Linked DNA regions of Homo sapiens: region 1 is linked to region 2. A link is a loop called in an ENCODE intact Hi-C map of the cell type or tissue named here. Cell type or tissue: OCI-LY7. All regions are shown on one strand. Links, peaks and the distances in the headings refer to the core of each region. The heading gives the core; the rest is flanking DNA. Region 1 has its middle 49 kb from the start of TLK1. Region 2 overlaps METTL8 (methyltransferase 8, tRNA N3-cytidine).

Region 1 (16,211 bases), core at 5,209-13,208, 110 kb before region 2:
ACATGGAGAAACCCCATCTCTATTAAAAATACAAAATTAGCCGGACGTGGTGGTGCATGCCTGTAATCCCAGCTACTCGGGAGGCTGAGGCAGGAGAATTGCTTGAACCTGGGAGGTGGAGGTTGCGGTGAGCCGGGATCGCGCCATTGCACTCCAGCGTGAGCAACGAGAGTGAAATTCCAACTCAAAAAAAAAAAAGAATTTCCCTGCCAGGCGCAGCAGTGGCTTATGCCTGTAATCCCAGCACTTTGGGAGGCTGAGGCGGGCAGAACACGAGGTCAGGAGTTCAAGACCAGCCTGGCCAATACAGCGAAACCCTGTGTCTACTAAAAATACAAAAATTAGCTGGGCATGGTGGTGTGCGCCGGTAGTCCCAGCTACTTGGGAGGCTGAGGCAGGATAATGGCTTGAATCGGGGAGGCAGAAGTTGCAGTGAGCCGAGATTGCACCACTGCACTCCAGCCTGAGTGACAGAGGAAGACTCCATCTCAAACAAAACAAAACAAAACAAAAAAACAGAACTTTATATTTATCTACTTAACAATATTTTAAGTTATTTCAAATCTTAATTCTGGCACATATAAATATCATTCTCATAGTTTTATTGGACAAAATATTGATCTAATTTCCAAAGTCCTTTTTGAAAATTTCCATTTCTGTAGAAGAATGGTTTTTAGCATCTTTTAGGGTCCATATGTTTTTGGAAATTTGATGTAAACAATGGATTCTCTCTCAGTGGTGGGGGAACATACACTATATTAATATATTGTTAAGTATTGTTAATTCTTCCAATTAATTTCTTTAAAATTAAAAAAATAAAGCTAGTTGTTTTTTCTACTGCAAATGTAATTTTAGGAGAAATAAGGATCCCCATGCCCTCTTGGTGAGAGCATAATTTTTAAAAAATGTTTAATTGTGGTTTAAAAAATACCTCACAATATAAAATTTACCATCTTGGCCATTTTTATGGTATACAAAATGTATAGTTCAGTAGTGTTAAGTATATTCATATTTTGTGTAAATAGTCTTCAGAATTCATCTCGTAAAACTAAAACTCTATACTCATTAAACAACAGCTCTCCATACCCTTTATCCCCAGCCCCTAGCAACCACCATCTACTTTTTGTCTGTATGAATTTGACTACTCTAGGCACTCTATGTAAGTGGAATAACATTGTATTTGTCTTTTTGTGACTGGCTTATGTAATGTATCATGTCCTTCAGATTCATCCGCATTGTAGAATATGTCAAAATTTCCTTCCTTTTTAAGGCTGGATAATATTCCATTACATGTATAAACCACATTTTGTTTATCCATTCATTCATTGATGGGCACTTGGGTGGCTAACACATTTTGGCTACTGTAAATAATGCTGCTAGGAGCATGAGCATTGAGAATGTTAATTTATACAGAATATATCAGAGGAAATTTGACAGTGTTATTAAAGTTACTACAGGTTGGTAATCAATGAGACATATAAGAATTATAAAAGAAAAGATGGGCCGTGTGCAGTGGCTCATGACTGTAATCTCAGCACTTTGGGAGGCTGTAGCTGGTGGATCACCTGAGGTCAGGATTTCAAGACCAGCCTGGCCAACATGGCGAAACCCTATCTCTACTAAAAAAATACAAAAATTTGCCGGGCGTGGTGGCGCACACCTGTAGTCCCAACTACTTGGGAGGCTGAGGCAGGAGAATCGCTTGAACCGGTGGGGGGCAGAGCTTGCAGTGAGCTGAAATCACGCCACTGTACTCCAGCCTGGGTAACAGAGAGAGACTCTGTCTCAGAAAAAAAAAAGAAAAGATGATAAAATTATGGATAAGTGAAATGTTAAACATTTAAGTAAGCATTTTGTATAGAAAACAAATTTAAAACTTGTGATTAGATCAGAATTTAAAGGGATTTAGAGATCGATTAGAATATTTCTCCATTACACATGCAGAAATTGACATGAACTCAAGATTTTCAAGAGAAATGCCTTTTCCAGCTCTGCCATTAAATTGGCACCTAGCAGTGCTATCGTCCTGGCTACACTGATACTAAAATGGAACGATCTAAGTTGGAACCCCAGTGCGTGCCCAGATTTGGTCTTAAATTCTAGTAACCACTAAAAGTAGCTAATGCCATGTCCTATGATAGGGAGAAAAATAAAGGTAGACTTAGAATATCTTAATGTTTTCAGGAAGCAAAGATGTTTTTAAAATGTCAGAGTAATGTTGAAAGGACAAAAGAGCCAGCTTAAAGGCAGGCCTGGTCAACTTGTGTCATTTTGTGTCATTTGAGCATCCAAAAAAAAAAAAAAGGTAGTTATGGCTAATTGAAATGATATACATATCTGAAAATCTGTGAGTCTGTAAGCCACTCCAAAAAGGAAAAATCTACGTATTTTATATAAAAAGGAAATTATGGGCTGGGCATGGTGGTTCACGCCTGTAATCCCAACACTTTGGGAGGCTGAAGTGGGTAGATCAGTTACGGTCAGGAGTTTGAGACCAGCCTGGCTAACATGGTGAAACCCCATTTCTACTAAAATACAAAAATTAGCTGGGCGTGGTGGCCGGTGCCTGTAATCCCAGCTACTCGGGAGGCTGAGGCAGGAGAATCACTTGAACCCGGGATTCGGAGGTTGCGGTCAGAGCGTGCCACTGCACCCCAGCCTGGGTGATAGAGTGAGACTCCGTCTCAAAAAAAAAAGAAAAAAAAAGATTTTAAGTAAATAAAAAACAAAAGGAAATTATGATGTTAAATAAGGGTGAGTGCAATGGAATATGCTATATTCTTTAAATGTATTTTTAATAGGCAGGTGTGGTGGCTCATGCCTGTAATACCAGCACTTTGGGAGGCTGAGGTGAGAGGATTGCTTGAGCCCGGGAGTTAGAGGTCACAGTGGGCCATGATCATATGACTGCACACCAGCCTGGGAGACAGAGTAAGACCCTGTCTCTAAAAATAGGAGAATGTTGTCATTCATAGGTGTTCCATCTATCGTCTATTAAATATATGACAGTTAAATTATAGAAATGATAAGGTACACACTTATTGATTCTAAGACAGCTTTTTTTTTTTTTTCCCCCAACAGGGTCTTGCTCTGTTACCAGGGCTGGAGTGCAGTGGCACAATCTGAGCTTACTGCAGCCTTGACTACCCAGGCTCAAGCGATCCTCTCACTTCAACCTTCTGAATAGCTGGGACTACAGGTGCATGCCACTACACCCATCTAATTTTTGTATTTTTTTGTACAAATGAGGTTTTGCCATGTTGCCCAGGCTGGTCTCCAACTCCTGGGCTCAAGCGATCCTCCCACCTTGGCCTCCCAAAGTGTTGGGATTACAGGTGTGAGCCACAGCACCAGGCCAAGACAGCTGCTTTTCATATTTTAACACCTCTGAAATTCAGGTGGTTCTACAGTAGATGGCCTTTTTATTGCTGTTGGGTGGAGAGCGGCATGTTCACACTTGGTAACAGCTGTCCATTCTCTTCACTTAAGCTGAGTAATCTGCTTTGTTGTTTGTTATTTTACAGACTGAGTTAAACCACTATTTGAAATGTCTAAAAATAAAGGTTTCCTCTGTAAGTTTGGGATTGAAATGAAATATTATATACACAGAAAGGCAATAAAACAGAGCAGTGGAATGTACATTTGCTATTAGTGAAGCAAATCTTCATCTTTAGAGGAATGTCAACATATCTCCCATATTTTTTTCCAATGCAACAACTAAGTGCTTTATGGGACCTGAGAAAGAAAGCTACTGCAGTAAATGAAACTATGTTATATTTTGTTACTGAGATACATGCAAAAAGATTCTTATTACATGTCAAGAAATACAACTGAAGATGGGAAAAATGGCCAAATCCCTCACAGAAAGAAATTTCAGAGCAATGAGAGGCTATTTTAACTGATTCCTCAACTATGTAAGATTATCAGTAAGACATTGTGTCATAGTTTAATTAGTTTTTGTTCTTTCCTAGAGGCACATAAAATAATGAAGCAGCTGACAATCAATAGCATCTTACATTTAATAAAATATGGCATGCGTTTGTCTCTATTTGATTAAGAAAGAAAAGAGAAAGTTGTGAAATGGTGAGATAGCCAAATTATAATGAAAAACAGTAAGAACCCTACCAACTTTAGGATGGATGAGAGAGGAGAGGTAGAAAGGTGATGGATTAGCCAAATGTTCTAAAGAGGGAGGCTGGGCAATACAATCTCTACCCCTTGTCTGCATGGAGATGAAACCTTTAAGGGGCCTATCACTTCTAGGGCCTAGTAAGGCATATACGGGTTCCAACAGTGCTAGAAGACCAGGTCAATATTTAATGGGGACATGATACTGGTTTATGTAATGCTGACCAAGCAAATAAAAAGAATGCATTATTTTAGGAAAAGAGACCAGCTTGCTAGAAACTAAAATCTATGTAAAAGTGTGGACTGGACATGAAAAGTCCCCTTGACGTGAGGAAAACCTAACTATAAAAAGGGACCTATCTCACCAAAGAAGATCTACAGATGGCAAATAAGCATATGAAAAGATGTTCAACATCATATGTCATTAGGGAATTGCAAACTGAAACAACAATGAGATACCACTACACACCTATGAGAATGGGCAAAATTCAAAACACTGACAACACCAAGTGCTGACAAGGATGTGGAGCAACAGGAATGTTCATTCATTGCTGGTGGGAAGGCAAAATGGTACAACTACTTTGAAACAGTTTGGCAGTTTCTTATAAAATTAAACATACTCTTACCATACAGTCTAGCAATCATGCTCCTTGGTATTTACCCAAATGAATTGAAATCTATGTCTACAAAAAACCTGCACATGGATGTTTATAGAAACTTTATTCATAATTGCCCAAATTTGGAAGCAACCAAGATGTCCTTCAGTAGATGAATGGATAAATAGTGGGACATCCTACAAGGGAATATTCTTCAGAACTAAAAATAAATGAGTTATCAAGCCATGAAAAGACATGGATGAAACTAAAATACATATTACTAAGTGAAAGAAGGCAAATTGAAAAGGCTACACACTGTATGATTCCAACTACGTGACATTCTGGAAAAGTCAAAACGAGGGAGACATTTAAAAGATCAGTAAGTGCATTAGCAGGAAGGAGGGATGATTAAGCAGATCACAGAGAATTTTTAGGGCAGTATAACAGTGGATATATGTCACCATAAATTTGTTCAAACCCATAGAATGTACAACACCAAGAGGGAACCCTAATACAAACAATGGACTTTGGGTGATCATGATACATCAATGTTGGCTCATCTGTTGTAACAGATGTACCACTGTGGTGTGGGATGTTGACAGTAGGGGAGGTTGGGCATGTTTGGAGATGGGGGGATATAGGAACTCTTTATACTTTCTGTTTGATTTTGCTGTGATCCTAAAAGGGCTCTAAAAATAAAATCTATTTTTAAAAGGGAGGGGAGTCTAGACTAGTCAATGATACAGGATTGAATCACTTTCTTTTTGTCACCCAGGCTGGAGTACAGTGGCATGATCTCGGCTCACTGCAACCTCCACCTCCCACGTCCAAGTGATTCTCTTCTCAGACCTCAGCCTCCCAAGTAGCTGGGATTACAGCTGTCTGCCACCACGGCCAACTAATTTTTTGTATTTTTAGTAGAGATGGAGTTTCACCATGTTGGTCAGGCTGGTCTCGAACTCCTGACCTCAAGTGATCTGCCTGCCTCAGCCTCCCAAAGTGCTGGGATTACAGGTGTGAGCCACTGCGCCCAGCCAGGTTTGAATCACTTTCAAAGATACAAGCCTATTTCAACTAAATTAACAACCCAGGCTCTCTAACCTAAATTAGTCTGATTTAGTCTTCTTTTTTCTTTTTCTTTTTTTACTTTTGGCTTTAGTAAAATTAATGTAATCCTGGGAAAGTATAGAAATTAGTATTACTGCAACCTTAGGAAGGTATAAGAATAGACTTTTTATAAAATAAATTGAATTCATGGTGTTGCTATTTTTAAATTGTAAGTATAAGTTTTATTCTCACTGTTGTTTAAGGCATTTGAAGAATTCTAAATAATCCTTCAAATTAAATTTGTAATTAAATTTTAAATCATTGAAGGATTTTAATTAATTATGTTTAGAAACAATGTTTAAATGCTCAAGGAAACTGATTTTCTGAGTTTTATTTATTAGCTATATAAACTTAGAGCATTAATTACATTATAAGAGTGGAGAGTTCTCCTCTCCGTGCTTAAAAACCCCTGAGACTTCAAGAATCCTCAAAATAGTACAGATCAAAAGCCCTAAAAATGCATGTACTCCCAGAACAACATAATCAACTTTAAGAAATTTATTTTAAGGCTATAATTAAAATGAGCAAAGGTGTAGCTCTAAGGATATTAATCCTAGTGCTGCTAAATGTAACAAAAGTAGAAGCAACTTAAACATTCAAAAATGAGGCATTTGATATTGACAACCATCCCAAAGTTTACAACTCATTCTCTTGGGGAAGCTGTGAAAAATTAGTTACTGTTCCCTGCAGGTGGGACTGCAAAATGATGCAAGCCCAGTGCAGAGCATTTTAGCAGTGTCTATCAAAATAATAAATGCACTTTGACTCAACAATTCCACTTCTAGGAATTTATCTTAGCAATACATCTGTACTTGTAGGAAATGACATGTATGAGTTTATTCTTTGCCCCTCTGTTTGCAACAGAAGAAAAATTAGAGACAACCTTGTATAGAAGACACTGGTTAAGTAAACCATGGTTCAGCTACACAATTGTATATTTTCTGGCTATAGGAGAGAATGGGGAAGCTCTTTATGTACTGATAATGGAGAAGCTTCAGAAATATGTTGCTTTTTAGAAAAAGTAAGGTGCAGCACAGCGTAAATAGTGTGTTCCCTTTGTGTAAGAAAGTAGGGGAAATAAGAGCATGTATTTGCATTTGCTTTTATTTGCATAAGGAAACATTGGAAGAATACACAAGAAACTAATAAAAGGGGTTACTTATATGGAACAGGGGTGGGATGGAAGTATTTATCTTTTTATATTGTTTTGATTTTGAACCATATGAATGTTTTTCTTATTCAAAAAATTAAGTTTAAGTTAGGACTGCTAAATAAATTATTAGGTATCTATGTGATAGAATGCTAGATAGCGATGAAAATTTATATTGTAAGTGTTTAAATATACACAGAAATGTTCAAATATATATTGGGTAAGAAAAGCAGGTTATAAGAAAGTAATATATACTCCTATAACCTAAGAAATTATATTTATTTCTTTAGTATAGTTTACAAAATCTGACGCAGTAATGTGTCCTTTTGTAAGTCTATTTGTTGAAGTCCTAATTCCCATATCTCATAATGTGACTGTATTTGAAGATATGATCTTTAAGGAGGTAATTATAATGAGTTACAGTGAGGTCATTAGGTGAGCCCTAATCCAATATGCCTGGAGTCCTTATAAGAAGAGGAAATTTGGACACAGAATATGTACGAAGTGAAGACCATATGAAGACAGAGAGAAAACGGTCATCTACAAGCCAAGAAGAGAGATCTTGAAAGAAACTAACCTTGCCTACACCTTGGTCTTGGACTTCTAGCCTCCAGAATTGAAAGAAAATAAATTTTTGTCATTTCAGCTACCCAATCCATGAAACTTTGTTACCGCAGCCCTAGCAAACTAATGACAATACTGATACACATTCTCAAAATTTCCAGGAGCTTGTAGGCACAGGCAGTGTATGGGAATGCCTGTTTTGTACCTCCTATTAGCTAATCAGGTAAATCAAAATACAGTGTCATGTCTTCATTTATGTTTATTTACATTTTCCTTATGTTAAAAAGTTGTATTACTGTTCTGAATTTGAATGTCATTATAGTACCATGATCAGCCAAGCAACTGATTATTTTTAGATGAATAGAGCTGAACTGGAATGTGGCAACCAAGGTGTGTATTATAGCGGCCCCTCTGAAAGAGAAATAAGGTTATAATGCCACTCACACCTTCACGTTCTTTTTTTATTATTTTTTTTTTTTATAGGAGACAAGGGTTTCACTATGTTGCCTAGGCTAGAATGCGGCTATAGGAGAGAATGAACTCCTGGGCTCAAGCAATCCTCCTGAGTAGCTGGGACTACAGGCACATACCACCACACCCAGCCATGGTCAGTATCTTCCCTTTAAGTGTAATAGCCCTGGCTGGGGCTGCTCCCCACCAAGACCACATCTAGGCAAGTATTTGCGAAAGAAAAGAATTTCGATTTCAGACGTAATCAGAAAAATCTCTGACTAGTATATCCAATTAATACATCCAATGGGCTAAGCACCACAGTAAACAAAAACAATGCCCTGTGCAAAAACAAAGTCAAACAAAACAAACACACAAACAAACACCCAGTCTTAATGTTCACGGACACTTCGGACTCTGACTTTTTTGCATTGTATTGCAACATCCTTATATCTGAACCACCTAGAGACTAAACTAAACTAGGACAATTTACAAGGGAGAATTTGCCGGCTAATTAAATTAGGGCAAGGTTAATTCATTGAGAGAATGCCGTGAAATGTTGAGAAGAAATCTAGGAACTGATAACAGGATCTAGGCTTCTCTGACTGTTACCAGGAGGGAGAAGGGAAGCTGCATTTGAAGCTGAATATATCCAGGAGGCTGAGAGAGTAACTTCAGCCAGCAGGTATATACAGCCGGATGTGCCAGGGACAGCAGTCATAAGCAGCCAGCCCAGAAGGCACTTCTTCAGATATGTCCACATTATCTCCTATGATCTTTGCGGTGACATCCTTTGGGCACATGAAAACCTTACTTTTGGTTGATTTCTCTGCTTCCTGCCCCATGTTACATTCTTAGATACTAAAAAGCACTCTGAAGACAGATGCTCAACAATTCAGAGACCTCGAATCCTACAAGAATGTTAGTGCCTGTAACACAGTTTACATTGCTGTAGAGCCTTTCATGCGACAAAAATTTAAACAAGCATTGTTTTATTACTTACTTTTACTGGCTCCCTTTCTATAACCGGTTTGGGTTGTAGGAAGCCTTTTGGTTTTCACCACGAATTATATCAAACCGTTTGTCACGGTAAGTTCACTTCCTCTTTCTTTTCTTGTGTAGTTGAACTCACCTAAGATGCATGGCTTACCCTATACTTATTTAATACACCAGAAATATAATATACAAAGATACTTCATTGAGGTGCATACAAAAGTGTAATTGTTCAATGCTATTTTGCACAGACTACACTCAGTCATAAATGTATCTAGTGATATCTGAGTTAAATGGATGCTTTTTTTTTTTGAGATTAGAGTCTTGCGCTGTCGCCCAGGCTGGAGTGCAATGGCGCGATGTTGGTTCACTGCAGCATCCGCCTCCCGGGTTCAAGTGGTTCTCCTGCCTCAGCCCCCTGAATAGCTGGGATTACAGGCGCACCCCACCACGCCAGGCTAATTTTTGTATTTTTAGTAGAGATGGAGTTTCACCATGTTGGTCAGACTGGTCTCGAACTCCTGACCTCGTGATCCACCCGCCTCGGCCTCCCAAAGTGCTGGGATTACAGGCGTGAGCCACTGTGCCCGGCCTCTTTTTTTTTTTTTCAAGACAGAGTCTCACTCTGTCACCCAGGCTGGAGTGCAGTGGTGCAATCTCGGCTCACTGCAACCGCTGCCTCCTGGGTTCAAGCGATTCTCCTGCCTCAGTCACCCGAGTAGCTGGAATTACAGGCATGCACCACTACGCCCAGCTAATTTTTTGTACTTTGGTAGAGACAGGGTTTCACCATTTTGGCCAGGCTGGTCTCGAACTCCTGACTTCAGGTGATCCACCTACCTCCCAAAGTGCTGGGATTACAGGCGTGAGCCACCATGCCTGGCCTCCTCTCGTTTTAAAGCTTGTCTAACAAGCCTTTCCGGACCTCCAGAAATCAATTAACATCTGCATAAGCTCAGCCTGGCCACTCCAGCAGCTGTTTTATCATAGAGAAACATTCCTGGCTCCCCTGCCCCCACCCTCACCCCTTGCCGCCCCCTCCTTCACCTCCCCCACCGCCCCCAAGCTTCACTCCCTGTTATGCTGCCTTTTTGCAACTTTAACCTGACACCCCCAATTTTCCCAACATCTGTTCAGTTGATGTTATCTTTATATCTGGTAATAGGTCCTTGATGTTTGATTTCATTATACCTTTGCCTGGGTAAATAAACATGTTCCCCCTAAGGAAATAAGGGACATCATTTTAGACGTCCTTTATCAATGTCAGTGGAGTCTAAGGGAAAAGGATTTGGAACCAGGAGATAGAAGACTTCAGTTCCAGCACCGGCTCCTTTTAAAACTGGTTGTGTGACTTCGGAAAAGAAATTTAAGTCCTTTCTACCTCTAGCATGTAATTTCTTAACTGTAAAAAAAATTATAAACCCACTCTGTCCTCATAATTTTTATCATCAAAGGACATTTATTAAATGCCTACTTAGTGATGAGAGCTTGCATTTGGGGTAAGGCAGGCAGTCAGAGCCCCTGTTAATCAGGGGTCTTTAGCAAGATATTTGAGCTTCCTATGATTGTACACAGCATTTTAGTTTTAGTGCTCTGTGCACATGAAGAAATAAGAGGAAAACAGCAAAAAGCGTTTTGTTTTTTTTTAAAAAAAACAAGCAAAATGTATTTAACATGAAAAAACTTGTTTTATCCTAATTTCATATCTGATCTACATCTTTGCTATGAAAAAAGTCATCTCCTTTATGAAATTATGGCCAGAGTAGACATTACTTTGTAAAATTGTCCTTCTTACCAAAGTGAAAAGTTATAAAGCCTTTTCTAAAAAAATTTTTTTTTAGAAAAAATATTTTTATCTCCAAAAGGTTTTGCTAATGGGTGAATTCCAAGTCTGGCTCCGCTAGACTACAGGGCTCTATATCAGGCCATATCTTTCTTTTTCTTTTCTTTTCTTTTCTTTTTTTTTTTGAGACAGGGTCTTTTGCCCAGGCTGGAGTACAGTGGCATGACAATCATGGCTCACTGCAGCCTCGACCTCCTGGGCTCGGGTGATCCTCCCAACCTCAGCCTGCCAGGTAGCTGGGACTACAGGCATGCACCACCGTGCCCAGCTAATTTATGTATTTTTTGTAGAGACAGTGTTTCACAGTATTGCCCAGGTGGATCTTGAATTCCTGGGCTCAAGCAGTCCTCTCACCTCGACCTCCCAAAGTGCCAGGATTACAGCTATGAGCCACCATGCCAGGCCTATATCTTTTTTTTAAAAAAAAAAATTTATTTTAGTTTGGGCCCGGTGGCTCATTCCTATAATCCCAACACTTTGGGAGGCTGAGGCGGGAGGGCAACATAGTAAGAATTACTTTCTACAAAAACATGTAAAAAAACATTAGCTGGGCATGATGGCATGCACCTGTAGTCCCAGTTAGTTGGGAGGCTGAGGTGGGAGGATCACTTGACCCCTGGAGTTTGAGGCTTATATTTTTTTAGAGATAAGGTCTAGTTCTGTCACCCATGCTAGAATGCTATGGCATGATCATGGCTCACTGTAGCCTCAAACTCCTGGGCTCAAATGATCCTCCCACCTCAGCCTCCCAAGTAGCTGGGACTACAGGCACATGCCACCATGCCCAGCAATTTAAAAAAAATTTTTTTTTTAGAGAAGAGGTCTTGTTATGTTGACCAGGCTGGTCTCAAACTCCAGCCATATCTTTCTTGAGGAGTGTGGAGCTCACCTCTAGCAGCCATCATCTTCTTTCAGACTCTGGTGAATAGTTTTAGAAAATTTTTAATGAAAAAAAAAAATTAGCCGGGCATGGTGGCACATGCCTGTAGTTTCAGCTACTCGGGAGGCTGAGGAAGGAAGATTGCTTGAGCCCAGGAGCTCAAGGCTGCAGTGAGCTTTATCAAGCCACTGCACTCCAGCCTGGGCAACAGAGTGAGATCCTGTCTCAAGAAAAAAGACAAAAGAAAATTCTGAGCTGGGCAAGGTGGGACCTAGTGTCTTCTCTGCCTCTTAGTATCCATACGGCTTGGGTGAGTCACGTAACCCTTCTGCACCTCAGCTTCTTAATCTCTACAATGGGGTCTAGATAAGGTCACTAACTGTCTGTCTTTATCCTAATGGGACATCTGAGAATGACATGTGCGCATGCATGGCTCTCTGTGCCCCAGTCCCCAGGCACTAGTTGTATACAACTTCACCCATTCGTACTCCCTTGATAAAGCACACCTGAATGCCAGGTGTGTTAAATTGATACAATTTTAACAGTGGTTCTCAAACTGGAGTGGGCATCAGAGTCGCCTTGAGGGCTTGTTAATCATTGGTTGCCAGGCCCCACCCTACAATTTCTGATTCAGTTAAGTCTGCAGTGAGGCTGAAAAATTTGCATTTCTATTAAGTTCCCAGGTGATGCGAAGTTGCTGGTCTTGGAAGAACCATACTTTGAGGACCAATGTATGATAAGAACTTAGAATCCCCTGGAATTTAGTAATTAATCAATCAGTCATAAGCTGCACTTTTATTATTTCTAACAAATTACTTTCTATACTTTGCTTCAACTCCTGAATTAGTAACCCCTCAAGGTCTTCCAGCTAAAGAATTCTGTGATGTTTAAGTGAGTCAAGACAATGGGCCTTGATTCAGCAACTGAAGCCTGACTCCGCCTGCAATCATGTTCTCTTTCAACTCTTTTCTTTTTTTTTTTGAGACGGGGCCTTGCTCTGTCTCCCAGGCTGGTGTATAGTCATATGATCATGGCCCATTGTAACCTCTAACTCCTGGGTTCAAGCAATCCTCCCATCTTAGTCTCCCGAGTAGCTGGGACTACAGGTTGGCAACACCACACCTGGCTAATTTTTGTAGTTTTTGTAGAGGCGGGCACTTGCTATGTTGCCCAGGCTAGTCTCAAATGCCTGGGCTCAAGTGATCTGCCCACCTCAGCCTCCCAAAATGCTGGGATTACAGGCGTGAGCCGCCGTGCCCACTCTCTCTCTCAACTCTTTCAGTATCCTCTCCACCTCACCTTCCACTCCACCTACATAAAGACACTAACATTCAGTTTCATAGGAAAGAGGATGGCTTATTGTGTTTAGTTTCCAACACAAATACAGAACAGAGTGCTCTTCTCCAAGTCTTGTCAGTTGTGATGCTCTTTTTCCTCAGCGATCTGAGGGAATCAAGTCTGCATTCAGGCTCTGCTGTGGCTGGAGTTAGGTCACACTAGGCAGAGCAAATCTGCTTTAAGAATGTCCAAGACAGGCACGGTGATGTATTGCTCTTACTCTGATAGAGCCTACAGGTCATTTTAAGTTGAAATCCAAAAGGAACCAAAGGAAATTTAAATTATATATATAGGCTTCCCTAATAGTGATATATTTTCCTTGAAAACATTTCAATCAATTGTTTTTCAGAGGTTGGTTGTCCAAAAGAAGAAATATTTCTCTGGGGGCTTTGGAAGTCTCTTGACTTTATAGTCTGTCAGAGGCCAAGAAAGGCAATTTAGTAGCATAGGCAGTGAGCAGCTGCCCACTCCTCGGAAGTTCGGTTCCTCTTAGAAGGAGGCCCCAGCGGGTACATGCACGCGGTGGAACGCTTTATTCCCTTTAACAATATGCGCACCACCACCCCTTTCTAGTGGGAATTGATTACAAGAATAATCAACTCATGGTTCCTCATTTTTCATAAAATTAGCTAACACATATCAAGATTCTCTTTGTGCCAGGCGTTGTTCTAAGGACTTTCCTGGCATTAGTTCACTTAATCCTTATAACAATTCTGTAAATTCTGTTATTATCTCCATTTTACAGACAGCAAACTGAGGCACTAGGAATTAGTTAACTTGCCCAAGGTCATACCTGTTAATAAGAGGTAAAGATAGTATTCAAACTAATTCTGGCTCCAGAGTTGCACACTAACCACTATGCTGCCTTAAAAAAACAAGGGCCGGGTGCAGTGGCTCACGCCTGTAATCCCAGCACTTTGGGAGGCCGAGGCGGGCAGATCACGAGGTCAGGAGATTGAGACCATCCTGGCTAATACGGTGAAACCCTGTCTCTACTAAAAATACAAAAAATTAGCCGGGTGTGGTGGTGGGCGCCTGTAGTCCCAGCTACTCGGGAGGCTGAGGCAGGAGAATGGCATGAACCCGGGAGGTGGAGCTTGCAGTGAGCCGAGATCATGCCACTGCACTCCAGCCTGGGCGACAGAGCAAGACTCCGTCTCAAAAACAAAACAAAACAAAAAAACAGAGAATAACAACTTACGAGATTAATGAAATCCAGAATTCCAAGGTCTTATTTGACTTGTCTATTTGACAAGTAGAAACTATTATGGGTTGAATTGTGTCCCTCCTCACCCCCTAAAACATATGTTGGAGTCGTAACCCCTAGTACCTTAGAATATGACCTTATTTAGAAGTAGGGCCATTATAGTTGTAATTAGTTAAGATGAGCTCATACTGGAGTACTGTGGGCCCCCAATCCAATATAACTGATGTTCTTAAAAGACAGCCATGTAAAGACAAAGATACACAGGGAAAACGTCATGTAACAACAAAGGCAGAGATTGGAGTTATGCAGTTGCAAGACAAGGCATGCCAAAGACAGCCAGCGAACCATCAGAAGCTGGAAGAGCCAAGGAAGAATTTTCCTATAAGATTCAGAGGGAATGCAGCCCTGCCTTGATTTCAGACTTCTAACCCACAGAAGTATAAGGCGACACATTTCTGTTATTTTAAGCCACTCAGTGTGTAGCACTTTTTTACGGCAGCCCTAGGAAACTGATACCAAACTGATGCATTTATCCTCCCTACTTTTTCACTGTTACCTCCTACCTTCCAACAGCAGTGCCACAGAACAGGAGTCCCACTTGTTAGGGAAAGAAACAAAAACCTGAGTTATTCATTCATTCAGAGCCTGGCATGATTGCTGCCACATTATAGATGCTTAATAAGTGTTTGTTGATTGAATGAATTCTTCCAACATTTATGAAGGGATTGCTTTTTGCAATGATTATAATAAAAATGGGACAAACGAACTTACAAATCAAGAGTAGACAGTAGATACCATTCTCCCTCTCAAATCCACAGGTAACTTGGGAGGTATTATTACTGAAGTTTCTTCCAGCATCCCTAACATAAGGAAAAATGACCATTTTGAGAACTGGTTTCTGGACCCTCCTGTTCCATTGATCTCTTTGTCAGTTTGGGAGTCGTATTTCACCTCTTTTCCATTTCCTTGCCCCCCTCTGGTGGAGGCGCTAATGAATGGAGAAGGGTATGAAAAGCAGACAGCAGGAGGGAGGAACACAACTCCCAAAGCTGATCATGAGGGCTTGGATAATTGAGAGGACACCACTGTCAGATGGCAGAGAAAGCACTCTGAACATGCTTCAGACATTAACATCTAATGAAAGCTTATAAAGGTACTTTGAAACAGGTTTGCCCAAAGTCAGAGTGAAATGATTATTCTGAACAAAATTCAATAAACAAGTTGAGTGAAAAGAGAGAACAAAGAAGAGTACGTGTAATATGGTCTTATTTTTATAAAGCAATAACAAAAATTTCTGCATATATATGTGTGACTAAAATTGTTTGTGTACATTTATGAATATTTAAAGTTGTATGAACATGGACAAAGATGGGGAAGAATACCGTATTAGTTTCCTATGGCTGCTATAACAAATTGCTACAAACTTGGTGTATTAAAACAACAGAGTAAGGCCGGGCATGGTGGTTCATGCCTGTAATCCCAGCACTTTGGGAGGCGGAGGCGGGCAGATCACAAGGTCAGGAGATCAAGACCATCCTGGCTAACATGGTGAAACCCTGTCTATACTAAAAATACAAAAAAATTAGCCAGGTGTGGTGGCACATGCCTGTAGTTCCAGCTACTCGGGAGGTTGAGGCAGGAGAATTGCTTAAACCCAGAGGCAGAGGTTGCAGTGAGCTGAGATTGCATCACTGCACTCCAGCCTGGTGACAGAGGGAGACTCCATCGCATAACAAACAAACAAACAACAACAACAACAACAAATAACAACAACAAAAAAAAAACAGAGTAGTCAAATTCATAGAGACGGAAAGTAGAATGGTGGTTGCCCATAGGCTAGAGATGGAGGGGAATAGAATGTCGTTTAATGGGTATAAAGTTTCAGTTTTGCCAGATGAAAAGAGTTCTGGAAGAGACTGGTTGTACAACAATGAAAATGTACTTAACACTACTGT
Region 2 (16,211 bases), core at 5,251-13,250:
ATTTATTTTAATTTATTTAATATTTATTTAATATTTAATAATTTATTTATTTAAATAATTATTTAAAAATAATTTTATATTAAATATATTTATATTATATATAAATAATTAAATATTTAAATTATTTATCCTGTAATTATTTATCCTCCTCAAAAGAGACAAAGACTTGTTCACCATCCGTATTAGCCAAGGTTCTCTAGAGAGATAGAACCAATAGGGGAGAGAGAGACAGCGAGAAAGAGAACGAGAGAAAGATAAAGAGAAGAGAGGATTTATTAGGGGAACTGGCTCACAGAATTATGGAGGCTGAGAAGTCCCATGACAGGCCATCTGCAAACAGGAGACCAACGGAAGCCAGTGGCATGGCTCAGTCCAAGTACAAACACTTCGGCACCAGGGAAGCCAATAGTGTAACTCTCAGTCTGAAGGCCTAAAAACCAAAGCAGCTGCTGGTGCAAGTTCCAGAGTCCAAAGGCCAGATAACCTGGAGTCCAAAGGCAGGAGAAGAAGGGGGTGTCCCAGTTCCAGGAGAGAGAGAAAATTCACCTTCCCTCTACCTTATTCTATTCAGGTTGCCCACATTGAGGGCAGATCTTCCCCACTCAATTCACTGACTCACATACCAATCTCCAGAAATAATGCTTTACCAGCTATTCAGGTATCTCTTAATCCAGCCAAGTTGACACCTAAAGTTAACCATCAGGTCATCCTTTGAAAAAAAAAAAAAAAAAATATATATATATATATATATATATATATATTTTATAAATATATAATATACTATTATATATTATATATTAATAATGATATTAATTACCACTTATTAAGTGCCAGTTATCACCAGGCATCATACCTAGCATTTGATGTGCATTATATTTAGTCCTTGCAACAATCTGCAGGTAAGCATTATTTCCATTTGTAGTTCAGTGCATTGAAGCTTGGAGATTTCAAGTGTCTTGCTTAAGGTTACAAAACCAGCAATAGTGAAGTTAGGACTTATATCCAAAATGGGTCCCATGTTTTTGCTCTGAGAACCCTTTTTGCCAGTTTCTACCTGGGCACTGTCATTTTCATCTTCTAGTATGCATTTATTTTAGGGCAAACCCATTTCTTCCCTATAAACAAACCATTAACAATCTTTTCTCTATCTCTGGCCTTTTCCCAAGTTCTCCATGTTCCTTAAATTTGGCATCAGCCCAGCATTGACAATATCATTCGGTGTGACACACACATTCACACATGCGTGTATGCGTTGTAATGTCACCAAAAATGCAACCATCTCCCTTTCCATGTTAAGTCCGCATAGAAACTATTTTGTATCTATTCAAATATTCACAAAAAGTCAAATTTTTTTTTAGAAAGTGAACAAATAAAAGGAACCATAACTACCCGGACCCCTGGTGAGAGCTAGGTGGTGAGATGCTGAAGAGCCATTGACAAGTGCATCTCTGAGCAGACTACTCAGCAAACAGCAAAGGGACAAAGCAGAGTCCACCCCACACTGCTCTAGATTTGGTCTATGTAGCATATGCTTTACCCAGCACTTATAAAAGGTTTAGGTAATTCCCACTCCTGTTCTTTCCTGCCATGTGGAGGGACAGCAACTGATTTAAGACTGCCAGCCTCTTTAATCCCACCCTCCTCCTTCCTGGGAGAGGTGGAGTGATTTATGTAATCAGTGAATATGGGCGGTTACTTAGGCTTGTTTAATCCAGCTCTTCTTTGCTCTTTCTGTTGGATGAAAGTGTGCTGCAATAGGCCTCAAAGGGGCAGGGCCCCCTGTGTAGAGTCTTTGGCTGTCTAGCTGTGAGTCCTGATTCTAGGGTTCAGTATTAGGAAGACACTAATTACTTGTACCCAAAGCCAATTCTTTCCAATACAGCTTCATCAGTAATTGAGCTGACTTTTTTTTTTTTTTTTTTGAGACACAGTTTTGTTCTGTTGCCTAGGCTGGAGTCCAATGGCGCGATCTTGGCTTACAGCAACCTCCACCTCCCGGGTTCAAGCGATTCTCCTGCCTCAGCCTTCCAAGTAGCTGGGATTACAGGTGCCCACCACCACGCCCAGCTGATTTTTGTACTTTTAGTAGACACGGGGTTTCGCCATGTTACCCAGGCTGGTTTCAAACTCCTGATCTCAGGTGATCCACCCGCCTCAGCCTCCCAAAGTGCTGGGATTACAGGCGTGAGTCACTGCGCCCAGGCTGAGCTGACATTTTAATCTTCATTTATTGACACCTTAATCTCTCTGATTGGTTTAAAACTTGGGCAGAGAACATAGGGATATTATTTATTGGGTTTCTCTCAAACCTCATTGGATGGCTGTGATTCCACATTGTGGTCTTGTCTAGCAGACTATTCTGGCCTGTATTCTTTGCTTGCCCTCTGTTTATTTCCTCAGAGGGGGACAGTAAATCTTGAATCACTTGGTGACTCTGTTATACTGATACCTAGCCAGTTCCCTTAGTTCCCTTACACAAGGTAGGAGTCAGGCCTTTCTCCTTCACTGAGGAATGAGGATGATCTTCTGGTTGGCCAATGTCTCCTTCCCCTTTACATCTCTGGGTATATTTCTCCTAAATCTGTGCTGCATCTTTCCACATTTACGAAGCATCAACAAACTCGTGGTTTGTGATGTCATGGTAGAAAACAAACATAAAAGTCCAAGGGCTCTGGAATCAAACAAAGAATCAGGTAAAGGTGAGTCACTGCTCTTCAAACCAGTGTCAAGAAAAAGTGTTTAATGTAGGGAAGTTTAAACTTTCCCTCTGAAGGTTCAATAAGTGAATTATCCCACTGAAATAAACTGACATTACACAAATTAATAGGAGAAAAGCAAACAAATTTATTAACTTGCATAAGCATGGAGCCATGTAAAATATGAGACTCAAGGAAGGGCCAGATGGAGCTTACATAGTTCCCTCTTCACAGAAGAGAGGGAGATGGGGGAATACAGGCTATTTTGAGGGATAATAATATGGTTTGGCTGTGTCCCCACCCAAATCTCACCTTGAGTTGTAATAATCCCCATGTGTCAAGGGCTGGGCCAGGTGGAGATAATTGAATCATGGGGGCAGTTTCCCCCATACTGTTCTGGTGGTAGTGATTAAGTCTCATGAGATCTGATGGTTTTATAAATAGGAGTTCCCCTGCACAAGCTCTCTTGCCTGCCTCCATGTAAGATGTGACTTTGCTCCCCATTTGCCTTCAGTCATGACTGTGAAGCCTCTCCAGCCAGGTGGAACTGTGAGTCAATCAAACCTCTTTCCTTTATAAATTACCCAGTCTCAGGTATGTCTTTATTAGTAGCACGAGCACAGACTAATACAGTAAATTGGTACCAGGAGTGGGGTGCTGCTGTAAAGATACCCAAAAATGTGGAAGCAACTTTGGAAATGGGTAACAGGCAGAGGCTGGAACAGTTTGGAGGGCTCAGAAGAAGACAGGAAAATGTGGGAAAGTTTGGAACCTCCTAGAGACTTGTTGAATGGCTTTGACCAAAATGCTGATAGTGACAGGGACAATAAAGTCCAGGCTGAGGTGGTCTCCGATGGAGATAAGGAACATATTGGGAACTGGAATAAAGATCACTCTTGCTACGCAAAGAGTCCAGTGGCATTTTGTCCCTGCCCTAGAGGTCTGTGGAACTTTGAACTTGAGAGAGAGGATTTATAGTATCAGGTGGAAGAAATTTCTAAGTGGCAAAGCGTCAAGAGGAAGCAGAGCATAAAAGTTTGGAAAATTTACAGCCTGACAATGTGATAGAAAAGAAAACCCCATTTTCTGGGGAGAAATTCAAGCCAGCTGCAGAAATTTGCATAAGTAATAAGGAGCCAAACGTTAATCACCAAGACAATGGGGAAAATGTCCCCAGGGCATGTTAGAGACCTTTGCGGCAGCCCCTCCCATCATAGGCCCAGCAGCCTAGGAGGGAAAAATGGTTTCTTGGGCTGGGTCCAGGGACCCCCTGCTGTGTGCAGCCTTGGGATTTGGTGCCCTGCATCCCAGCTGGTCCAGCCGTGGCTAGCAGGGGCCAAGGTACAGCTGGGGCCATGGCTTCAGGAGGTGCAAGCCCCAAGCCTTTGCAGCATCCACATGGTGTTAAGCCTGCAGGTGCACAGAAGCCAAGAACTGAGGTCTGGGAACCTCTGCCTAGATTTCAGAGGATGTATGGACACACCTGGATGTCCAGGCAGAGGTGTGCTGCAGGGGCAGAGCCCTCATGGAGAACCTCTGCTAGGGCAGTGCAGAAGGGAAATGTGGAGTGGGAGCCCCCACACAGAGTCCCTACTGGGACACTGCCTAGTGGAGCTGGGAGAAGAGGACCACCATCCTCCAGACCCCAGAATGATAGATCCACCAACAGCTTGCACTGTGCGCCTGGAAAAGCCACAGACACTCAACACCAGCCCGTGAAAACAACTGGGAGAGAGGCTGTACCCTGCAAAGCCACAGGGGCAGAGCTGCTCAAGACCATGGGAACCTACCCCTTCCATCAGGATGACTTGAATGTGAGATATGGAGTTAAAGGAGATCATTTCGCAGCTTTAAGATTTGACTGCCACATTGGATTTTAGACTTGCATGGGGCCTGTAGCCCCTATGTTTTGGCCAATTTCTCCCATTTGGAATGGGTATATTTACTCAATGCCTGTACCCCTCATTGTATCTAGAAAATAACTAACTAGCCAGGCGCGGTGGCTCACGCCTGTAATCCCAGCACTTTGGGAGGCAGAGGCGGGTGGATCACCTAAGATCAGGAGTTCGAGACCAGCCTGATCAACATGGAGAAACCCTGTCTCTACTAAAAAAATACAAAATTAGCCAGGTGTGGTGGTGCATGCCTGTAATCTCAGCTACTCGGGAGGCTGAGACAGGAGAATTGCTTGAACCTGGGAGGCGGAGGTTGTGGTGAGCCGAGATCACGCCATTGCACTCCAGCCTGGCCAACAGAGCAAGACTCCATCTCAAAAAAAAGAAAAAAAAGAAAATAACTAACTTGCAGGCCGGGTGCAGTGGCTCACGCCTGTAATCCCAACACTTTGGGAGGCCGAGGTGGGCGGATCACCTGAGGTCAGGAGTTTGAGACTAGCCTGGCCAACATGGTGAAACCCTGTCTCTACTAAAAATATAAAAATTAGCCGAGCATGGTGGCAGGTGCCTGTAATCCCAGCTACTCGGGAGGCTGAGGCTGGAGAATTGCTTGAACCCGGGAGGTAGAGGTTCAAATTCCTGACCTCGGGTGATCCGCCCGCCTCTGCCTTGCAAAATGCTGGGATTGTAGGTGTGACAGACCATGTCTGGCCGGGTATGTCTTTATTAGCAGTGTGAGAACAAACTAACACAGGCAGTGAATGATTTTTAGGAGAACTGAGTGGACCCAAAGAGCAGAGAGTAGTTTGTAAATGATTCTCTTTGAAAACTGAATGGGACCAGAGAACAGATAATGGCCGGGACAAAGTTTTTTGTGCTCTGTGAGAGGTGGCAACAAATTTTAGGAAGGCAAGAGGCAGAACTTCATTGTAAACAAAGGTTGTCTTATTATGTGGATAAGGTCTCCCAGGTAACCTCTTCGAACTGCCCTCAGAAAAACAGATGAAAAGTCGGTCTGGGCTAGGTGACTTTTAATCTCTTATGGTAGTTAATCTTCCCTGGTTATTGAATGAGATTTCCTAGGGAGGCGGTTTTAGGCCAACAGCATTTCTTTTGGAAGAAGTCTACTCAGTCAGATAAGGAAACTTCCACAGAGAACCCCTTCCTGTGCTTGATGTGGGGTGGAGAAACCAAGAGTACTTGTTTTTTGTTTTTTTTTTGAGATGGAGTTTCACTCTTGTTGCCCAGGCTGGAGTGCAATGGCGTGATCTCGACTCACTGCAACCTCTACCTCCTGGGTTCAAGCAATTCTCCTGCCTCAGCCTCCTGAGTAGCTGGCATCACAGGCATGCGCCACCACACCTGGCTAATTTTGCATTTTTAGTAGAGATGGGATTTCTACATGTTGGTCAGGCTGGTCTCGAAGTCCTGACCTCAAGTGATCTGCCCAACTCGCCTCCCAAAGTGCTGGGATTACAGGCATGAGCCACCACGCCTGGCCGACTCCTTGGTTCTGAGGCAGCTTTGATGGCCTTTTAATTTCCTTTAGTTCAGTGTGCTCAGCATGCTGAAGCACCATCATTTGGACCATTGTTTTCTGCACCCTAATACTTTTAGTAGCCATTTCTGTGCTACAAAAACACCTGAAATGGTGTTTCAGGTAAGCAGAAAAAAGCTCCTGGCCTCTAGCTTTCCTATTTCCAAAGCTCAGCTAGGGCTCTTTCTTGGGTTCTTTCTCTGAGCTCAGGCAGGGGATAGTTAAGCCTACAGTTCAGTTCTCTGAGATTCAGTCATAAGTCACTCTTGCTACAATCTTCTGTGATTTTGCATTTTTCTTTGGGTCACTGAAGCAGTATTTACCTAATGTGCCTGTGAACACTGTCCACTTTCCATAAGGTCACAGTGCTGCTGGCTTCTGCTGGTAGCCTTCCCTGCAGGTGACTGCTCCTGACTGAGCTTTAGGGGAATGACCAACTCTGGATTCCTCATCACCAGTGACAGAGTGTGCTTCCTCAATTGGACCTTGTCTATGCCAATAGCTTAGTCTTTGTCTGTACCACCATGAATATGGTATTTGTTGTTCTGGTTTTTTTTTTTTTTGTTTTTTTTTTGAGATGGAGTTTCGTTCTTGTTGCCCAGGCTGGAGTGTGGTGGCATGACCTCGGCTCACTGCAACCTCTGCCTCCTGGGTTCAAGCGATTCTCTTGCCTCAGCCTCCTGAGTAGCTGGGATTACAGGTGCACGCCACCATGCCCAGCTAATTTCCTTGCACAATTAGAGATGGGTTTCACCATGTTGTCCATGCTGGGCTCGAACTCCTGACCTCAGGTGATCCACCCGCCTCGGCCTCCCAAAGTGTTGAGATTACAGGCGTGAGCCACTGCGCCTGGCCGAATATGGTATTTGATTTGACATTTTATATTACAGATTAAGTCCTTAAGAAAGACAACACTCATCCCTGATGTACTGAAGATCTTTGTTTTGTCAGTCAGTGCTTTCTACTTTCATTCTACTTATCATTCAACTTTCTTAGGTTAACTATCTTCTAATGTAAAAAAAAATGCATTAATATATAAAAGTATAGGCTTCAAGTTTAGAAAGCCTGTCTCTTCGGAAAGTTACTGACCTCATAGCAAACTATGAATAAATTCCCCAAAGTAGGATGAACAGAGCAATTTATATCCATATATAAACATAATTATACTATACAGTTACATAACTAGAATAAAATTTAATGTAAATGTGCCAAAGAGGAGAAGAAATCACAGAAGATTTACAAAACTTACATGAAATAAGAAAATGTTCAACTATGTAATAACCAAAGCTTCCTTAACTTGGGAATCTTGGGAACCTAGAAAGTGAGGTAACCCAAGCCAAATTCCTCTGGTGTCACAGTTCCTCCTATACCAGGCCAGGCACTTGCCAATGACACTGGAGTAGGGGTAAGCCCTGGGTGTGTTGTGTAGTGTGTGACGTAGTAGGTGAAAAACAGCAAAGAGGTAATTCTTTATTCTCGAGAGCTTCCTCGTGCACATGATCAGCTTTTGCACATGCTTGGAGGAAAAACAACACTATTAAAATGTCTTTTTAAAAGTCAAAGCTAAATGAGTATGCAATAAAGCTTTGAGAAATGGAAAAGAAAATCTATGAGGAAAACGTCAGCTTGCTTATCCAGGGAATGAGCAGGACTTAATTCTCATGCCGGCATGGGGCTGCCGGGCACCCAGCTCCTTTCCTGTGGGTAGAAAACAAGTCCCCAAGTTGCTACTGAGCCAAACTGTAAAGGCCAGTCAGGAAATGAGCAGCAGTGCTGAATGGGGAAGCCTGGATCCATGGTTTTTTCCTAAAGTAAACAAAAGATCTGCAAAAGTATTTCCTTGCACTATTTGGCAAGAGAAAGAAGCACCTGGAGAGTGAGTTAGGGAGAGAAAGCATGGAAGAAATGTGAGTAAAACAAGGAAGATTATAATGAAGCTTTGTCTCACTAATCTCCAGAGCCCAGGTGTTCTATTAAGAAACAAAGCTGCAAATGAAGAGACATCTCAGAGAGTGGTGGATTAAGAATATATTCATGGAAAGGATAGATCTTCCTTGCTTTTTGGGATCCTGAATTTCATCTTTCATTTGGATTAAAAAGAAACTTAAAAAATATCTTGTAGAAAGTCAAAGTAAAGATATAAATATTAAAATAAATGAGGGCTGCGAAAGAAAAAGTATGAGCAATGAGAAAAGCAATTATCCTTGGAGGCAGAAATTTCTTTCTTGTTTCAATGCAGCATGTGATACTGGCAATTTCAGCCATTCTCTTTCAGGCAATTTTCAGTGCGAGTGCCAAATGCTGCTTAGGGGGATATGTCTCTGCTCACCTGAGGGAGCAGGGCACAACTAAAGATGTAAGGAGAGCGATCGCATTCTTTACGCCAAGCATTCTGTTTAGCAGGACTGCCTCAGGAGGAACACAAGTTGCTCTCAGGAGGCAGAAGGTGAGAGAAATGAGGCAGCAATTACATAGTGTTGCTTGTGCTAAGTACAGAGCATTAAAAACAAAAAACAAAAAAGCCCCACTAATGCAGTGGACTCAGCAGCGGGCTCATTGCTAATTTTAGGAAGTCACACAGGTTTAGTGCTTGCTTCCAGCGGAAAAGCCTTAAAAGCCCAAAGGGTGACTGTCCTCCAGTGTTTTTTGAAACAACCAACACTTGATATATAAAGGTTAACTGAGGAAAAAATTAATTTCTGCGTTTTCTGCAATGAACTAGGAGCAATGGATTGAAAATATTTGGCCAAATAATTTTTATAAGCATAACAAAATTCCATTTTTCTGGACCAAACCTCATCAGCCCAACTAGGAAAGACGATGCTGGAGCTTTAGGAGGCAATCAAAGGCTCATTTTATTTGATAGGTAACATCTGATACAGAAGCATTTCCCGCCCTGGGCCCTGGATCTACTCAGTGCCTACCTGCTGGAGAAAATCAAAGATAAAGACCCAGATCACTGGGATGCCAAGGACACAGCTAGCTGGACACTATTTGAAGTCTATGTGCTCAAGTATTGCTTTTTTTCCCTCTTTATGTAACGTTAACGTGTATTTATTCATTCAGCTAACTCTAGCTGTTCCTTACTTAAGGTTAAGTGGTTGTGAAACCACAGACACTGTAGAATCAGAAGCTGTTGTTTTAAACTCTTGGCCAAGTAGCAGTGCCTTGTAGCTTGCCTTTGCCGAGCTCCAGGGGCAGCTGAGGGTGGGCTGTCTGACCATCTGGAGATTTCAGTGTGCTCCATCCATCTCATGCCAACCTGACTTGCCAGAATTAGGGTCACTGTGCTCTGAGACACTTTGAGATGATGCTCAAGGGAGCTGTGCTCTGCAGCCTCCTGGGTCCCTTCTGCAGGTGCACTTGCTTTTTCAATCTGATGCTATTTTTCTTACCCTCTGTAGGCACTCACACGCAGAACTATTATTACTTGCTTGTTACTGCATGTTGCTGATTCATACTCATAGGAAAAAGTAATTTTATCTTCAACACCTCTTCCTTGTCATTTAAGACATATGTTAATGAAAGACAGATTTTGGCATCCACTTTTCTCTGTAGCTTTGAGGCCACAATATAGATTCATTATAAATGAAGATGCAACTGTTATTTTACTTCTATTTATATTTATAACTACACCAAAGCCATCTTGCGGGTACCTTTGCGCCTCTCAAATCCCCAACCATATTCCAAGAAACCGTATTCCAAGAAATGCTCAACATTTCATGCCTGAATTGGTATTAATGTGGCATTAATGTACATACAATGTTTTAAATAACGATGTTTTCACTCATATTTTATTATGGACACCTCCTGATTTCACATATTTTACATTACCCTAGAGCTGAATCCTTTTGAAGACATTTTAAGGGTTTTTTTTCCCCACTGCAGTACAGAATGCTTTTTTTCTTTAAGCGAGGAGTATGCAAGTGAGAGTGCTCTGCGAGGAGGGATGCCAAGTGGAAGGCTGAAGCCTGAGGGGGTGGGGCGAGTGCAGAACTAGGCAGAAGCAGAATGCTGAAAAGAACTGATTGAAAGCTTTTTGCTTTGTCATTCCTCTCAGTTCCTTTCCTTCTCTTCTTTTCCAATTTGTAATTGTGGACAAGTGTAACCTACTTATTTGCTAGAATGATTGGATCTAGAATGAGCCATAACCTTGAAGGTCGTCTGAAACAAACTCCTCTCCACTGCTATCGTTTTCTGCTTGACTCAGAAAGCTCTTTCTTCCCTGGTGCCTTTCCCAGCAGCATTTGGGCCCATCCATTACAAGAGCAGCAAGTAGAGGTTTTGGAATCAGAGAGTTCTGGGTCCGAGTTGTGACTCTGCTACTTACTAGATGTGGTATCCTGAGCAAGTTACCCAACATCTCTTCTGTAAATGGTTATCATCAAAATGAATTCCTAGGAGTTTGAGGATTAAATAATGTGTATAGTATACACAAAATCTAGCATTCAGAGCTAAATTAAGAGTAGCTAAGCAGTTCAATAGGAACTAGGACCCATGCTTCCTGTTTGACTCTGAGGCAACACTTTTTTCCATGGAAAGATACTGTCTTTCTTACAATGTCTCATAAAACCTTTGAAAAAGTCACTGTTGCTGGAATACTGTGTGTACTGCCTTGTAGATTAATAACAATACCTCACATATATTTAATGCTCTAGAATTGACAATGCACTTTCACAAGCGGGGAAAATACCCACGCCAACACTAAGTCTCCTGATGACTAACAGAGGCAGGAAGCAGGAGGAGCAGAGGCTTTGAAAGAGGTCGATTAGTGATGCAAATGTGAAGTTATCTGCACTTGTGAGGAGCATAACAAACATCAAAACCAATTAGAAGTAACAATGTGTGATCTATTCAGGCTTCAGGACTTTGATGAGTTGGAAGTTTTGGGGTTTAACAATCCAGATGGTTCTGATAGCTTTAAGTTTTGCCTCCAAGAGGGCAGCTATCTGCATATGGGTGAATTTTCACGTACAAGCTAGAGTACAGCAACGACTTAGAATCACACACGGGTAGAAACCGGGACGTGTTCACAATTTGTAGACAAAGCATATGGAATCGAGAGAGGCAAAGCAAATAAGTTCTCAGAAGTCAATGTTAAATGGGTGTTTCAATACAGGCAAATGTGTCATACCGAATGCAAAACTTTTAATAATAGAAACTGTTATCTTGACTTTCTCACAACCTTCGGAAACAGTTCCTCATGTGTGAGAATTTTTACATTTGGACGATGCTCAAAAGTGAATTTTTAGAAATGGAGAAAAAAATGAAGGGTGCATTTAAACAATATATTCCATTGTTTCTGTACTGTAAGAAGATGAAAGAATATACCTTTTACTCCTGGAAAGAAAATGGTCCTTTTGAAATTCAGCTCTCTCAGAAGATGAATTTTTAAATATCAAACTCTGCCTAACCAACTGGTCCTAGCTTTATGGATGTGAGGGGTAAATTAGAATTTCATGCAGTTATCAAATATTTTAAACTAATACCCAAGCAGTTACATTTGCAACGCTTCATGATTTCTTAACATCTATAGACAAAATTCCAAATAGGTCTTTCCCTTTTCTTTCTGTGCCAAAATCTACATTTCTATCTAGCAGCAAACCCCGAGAAGGAAGTTGTTGTAGGTAGGTTAAGAGACAGAAAGACTGACCAGGCAAGCAGAAGACACTGGTGGAAATGGCCCTGCTGCGCAGCCATGTGGAATAGGAAGGCTATGCTGGACAGAGCCCAAAAGAGACCAGTTTGTGTCTCACAGTCCAAATTTGGTTGATGTATTTTTGAAGCTTCTAAAGGTTAACTCACATGCTGTAATACATTATAGAAAGACACGAAGCCGAATTTTACTGTGCCAGTCAAGAGGCTGGCTTGAATCCGCTATTTAGAACTGAGAGAGACAGTACAATTTACATGTGTGAGAATGTGAGAATAATTTTACCTTCTGTTGTTTTTGAAACCACCTTGGGCCATGATTTTTAAACGGAGACACAAGGAGATCTGCTGGGGTTCCCATAGCAACATTAACTTATCTAAACTGCCCTTGCTGTATGTAATACTTTCATGACTAGTTTGGCTTTTTAATGTACACTTTAATTATGAAATACAACTGAGTTAAGAGTCTTGGGCAAATTTTAATGTTTATATTTACTGACTTATGCATGTTTAAACAGAAAGCTTGATAATTGTACTTTTGAGGACTTGCCATCAAGGCAAGTTTGTGCAAAAACCTTTATGTGGTCTTCCTTGCCACTGATCTCTGACCTCACTCCATTCCATTCTATAGACAACTCCTCAACCTCTCTCAATACATTTATAAGACACCATATCTCAAACTGATCTCAGATGGCTCCAGTTCAGAGACTAGAAGTCATACACCTGCTAGTCTAGGTTATCTACAAGCTGACCCCCTTCCCATCTTTTCTACCTATCCCTCATCATTAATGTCCCACACCACACTTGTCTTCTCACCATCTGCTGAGAATGTACATTCAAGAACTAGCCTGAGACCTACCTCCCCCAAGAAACCTGATTCTTCTCCATTCTTTTTCAGAGCTAATCTCTCTCTCTCTCTCTGGAAATACTATTACTACTGCTACCACTGCTATATGATGTGTTGGCTGTGACTGGACAGCATCCCTCCCCTGGTGTTTTTTGACAGCAGTGTCTTGATTTTCCTTTGAAGAACTTTCTTCCATTCCAGGAAGTGAAATTTCCTTCCACTCCAGGTTGGAGTGCAGTGGTGCGATCTCAGCTCACTGCAACCTCTGCCTCCCAGGCTCAAAAGATCCTCCCAGCTCAGCCTCCTGAGTAGCTGGGACAACAGGTGCGTGCCACCATCACTGGCTAATTTTTGTATTTTTGGTAGAGATAGGGTTTTTCCCATGTTGCCCATTCTGGTGGCATCATCAATTAAGCTGCCCTGCCCCAGCCTGTTAAGAGATGAACCAATGACTAAAGCTGGACCAATGATATTCTTCTAGAAATTGGATTTTAAGTGAATTCAGAAAGAAAAAACAGTTGGAACTTAATTATTCCAATGATGGTTCTTTCAAGAGAGTATTTATTTATTCTAGGTTCTGTGGTTCATAATCAAAGTCTGCTAGCTGGTAAGTTCCCTATTTGAGTGTTTGTATATTGTCTTAGATCATGATTTACAGGTTTGGGATATGCACATTTTGTTTTGCCAGCTGTACTCTATTTATGCTCCCTGAAGAGCATAAACAAGGCTGGGTCTTTATTGTTCATATTATTCCACTGAATTTAGCACTCAATATGTAAGTAGTCAATAAATATTATGTAATGAGTATGAGACTAATCTTAAAAACTTCATTTCTACAAAATGTGATTTGCAAGCCAACTTATGTCCTTTTTGAAGCAAGGGAGTAAATAAATTTTTTTTTTTTTTTTTGATACGCAGTCTAACAACTGTCACCCAGGCTGGAGGGCAGTGGTGTCATCTCGGCTCACTGCAACCTCTGCCTCCCGGGTTCAAGTGATTCTCCTGCCTCAGCCTCCCGAGTAGCTGGGATTACAGGTGCCCACCACCACGCCTGGCTAATTTTTTTTGTATTTTTAGTAGAGACAGGGTTTCACAGTGTTGGTCAGGCTGGTCTTGAACTCCTGACCTCATGATCCGCCTCCTCGGCCTCCCAAAGTGCTGGGATTACGGGCTTGAGCGACTGCGCCCGGCCCTCGAGGGGATAAATACATTTTTAACTGCCACAATTTAAGAATTCTCTTGGGTATGACAGTTGTCTTAAACAGAGCTTACCACTGATACCAGAAAGGGTCTGGATCCAGACGCCAAGAGAGGATTCTTGGATCTTGTGCAAGAAAGAATTGAGTCCATACAGCAAAGTGAAAACAAGTTTAAGTAAAGAATAGGCTGGGCGCGGTGGCTCACACCTGTAATCCCAGCACTTTGGGAGGCCGAGGCGGGCGGATCACAAGGTCAGGAGATTGAGACCATCCTGGCTAACATGGTGAAACCCCGTCTCTACTAAAAATACAAAAAAAAAAAAAATTAGCTGGGCATGGTGGTGGGTGCTTGTAGTCCCAGCTACTCAGGAGGCTGAAGCAAGAGAATGGCGTGAACCCGGGAGGTGGAGCTGGCAGTGAGCTGAGATCACGCCACTGCACTCCAGCCTGGGTGCCAGAGCAAGACTCCATCTCAAAAAAAAAAAAAAAAAAAAAGTAAAACATAAAGAATGGCTACTCCATAGGCAGAGCAGCCCCAAGGGCTACTGGTTGCCCATTTTTAAGGTTATTTCTTGATTATATGCTACACAAGGGGTGGATTATTCAGGCCTCCCCTTTGTAGACCATATGGGTAACTTCCTGATGTTGCCATGGCATTTGTAAACTATCATGGCACTGGTGGGAGTGTAGCAGTGAGGACAGCCAGAGGACACTCTCATTGCCATCTTGGTTTTGGTGGCATTTGGCCGGCTTCTTCACTGCAACCTGTTTTATCAGCAAGGTCTGTATGACCTGTATCTTGTACTGACTTCCTATCTCATCCTGTGACTAAGAATGTCTTAACCTCCTGGGATTGCAGCCTAGTAGGTCTCAGCTTCATTTTACACAGTCCCTATTCAAGATGAAGTTGCTCTGGTTCAAAAGCCCTTGATACAAGAGCTTGTCAGCTTACATACCTTTTTTTTTTTTTTTTTTTTTTTTGGAGACAAGGTCTCACCATGTCACCCAGTTTGGAGCGCAGTGGTACAATCTCAGCTCACTGCAACCTCCGCCTCCGAGGCTCAAGCGATCCTCCCACCTCAGTCTCCTGAGTAGCTGGGACCACAGGTGTGTGCCACCATGCCTGGCTAATTTTTGTATTCTTGGGAGAGACAGGGTTTTGCCATGTTGTCCAGGCTGGTCTTGAACTCCTGAGCTCAACCGATCTGCCTGCCTCAGCCCCCCAAAGTGCTGGGATTACAGGTGCGAGCCATTGCACCTGGCCTAACAACTTGTATATCTAAGAATAGCCTGAAAATAATGTCAGCATGGGCTGTACTTCCCCAATTTTAGGAAAGGAAAGAGGAACTAAAATTCTATTTCAGATATGAGCCTCTGAATTTCAAAAAAAAATTGGGAGAAAATAGACAACAACAAGACAAAAAATAATACACTTTGACCTTGGGCTTGTTGTAGCTTTCCCTGGAAATAAGGTGTGCTTTCTCTCTGCAATCAGATGACAATGGGAAGAGTCTGACTGTGTTTGGGAACTGGTTTACTAAGCCTAAACAAATAAACAATTTTTTTTACTTGCAAAAAATGTCAAGTTACATTTTCTCAAAATTACTTGACATAATACTAACTTAATTGAATGCTTATAAAAATCAAGGAACAAGCAAAATGGTTAGATGTAATAAATTCAAACAAGCTTGAGCATATCAAGTTTTCAAAGCACAGAAAAAGGCATACTGTGCTGAACCACTTACATGTGCTTAAAATGCACAAAGGAGCTCACCTATGACAAAACGGCAGGAAATACAAATTCTCTTCTTTTTTTCTCATTGTCTTTTGAGAAACAATAGACTTACAGTAGTCCTTGAATAGCACAGTCCTCTGGCTTTGTACCTTAACATGTTACAAAGTTCAGTCTTGTGAAAGGAGTGTAGATACCATATTGGAGCTATTCTGAGTCTGGTGCAATGGTTTCTGGAATTTGCCTTGAATCCACACTCGGTGCATTTTCACTTGTTTTTTCCTATTAACTTGTAAGCGGCGATCAACCAGATTTTGCTTTTCATCTAAACTGGCTTTGCAGAACATACTGTGGACTTCCCCTGTGAGACAAAAATGGCAATAAAAGATATGACATGTGACTAGAGATGGGGGAGGTCAGGAGTAGAACACTGATGGAATAACTGACCATCTAAATTTCATTTATACAAGAAACACTCTCTAGAACAATTTGGTGAAGGAAACCTGTGAAACCAAGCGAGTTTCTTCTATTTCACAAAAATACACCATGCATATAAAAATACACCTGTTTACAGACTAACACGGCAGACATCAACAGATATATAAAACTATTGGTTGCAGCTTTCAATATTTTGAAAGGTGCTCCCTTTCTGA

The links. Peaks named below come from ENCODE experiments on the same cell type or tissue, not always from the same donor. Only the 100,000 strongest peaks of a DNase experiment are listed, where the experiment ranks them.
Region 1: a loop joins it to region 2, with 4 times the contacts of the local background. A loop is called at or near these places in 2 of 110 quality-filtered maps.

What each region holds. Positions count from the first base shown.
Region 1 is chr2:171,202,267-171,218,477 of GRCh38, forward strand. It overlaps a transcript of TLK1 not described here. Among named protein-coding and RNA genes, the nearest start is that of TLK1, 49 kb to the left of the region's middle. RefSeq lists a silencer at 2,392-2,565. In OCI-LY7, for the core only: no CTCF peak of the experiment used is centred there; DNase peaks (open chromatin) are centred at 8,715 and 9,065; H3K4me3 peaks cover 1,381 bases; H3K27ac peaks cover 1,717 bases.
Region 2 is chr2:171,308,444-171,324,654 of GRCh38, forward strand. It overlaps METTL8 (methyltransferase 8, tRNA N3-cytidine), which reads right to left. Exons shown (of 10, transcript NM_001321154.2): 10 at 7,303-15,919. The coding sequence ends at 15,729. Among named protein-coding and RNA genes, the nearest start is that of METTL8, 120 kb to the right of the region's middle. RefSeq lists enhancers at 7,417-8,239, 9,342-9,401, 10,129-10,228, 10,707-11,529, 11,675-11,724 and 1 more and silencers at 8,316-8,610, 9,917-10,119, 15,536-15,830. In OCI-LY7, for the core only: no CTCF peak of the experiment used is centred there; DNase peaks (open chromatin) are centred at 9,428, 10,108, 10,868, 11,167 and 1 weaker place; H3K4me3 peaks cover 4,202 bases; H3K27ac peaks cover 7,228 bases.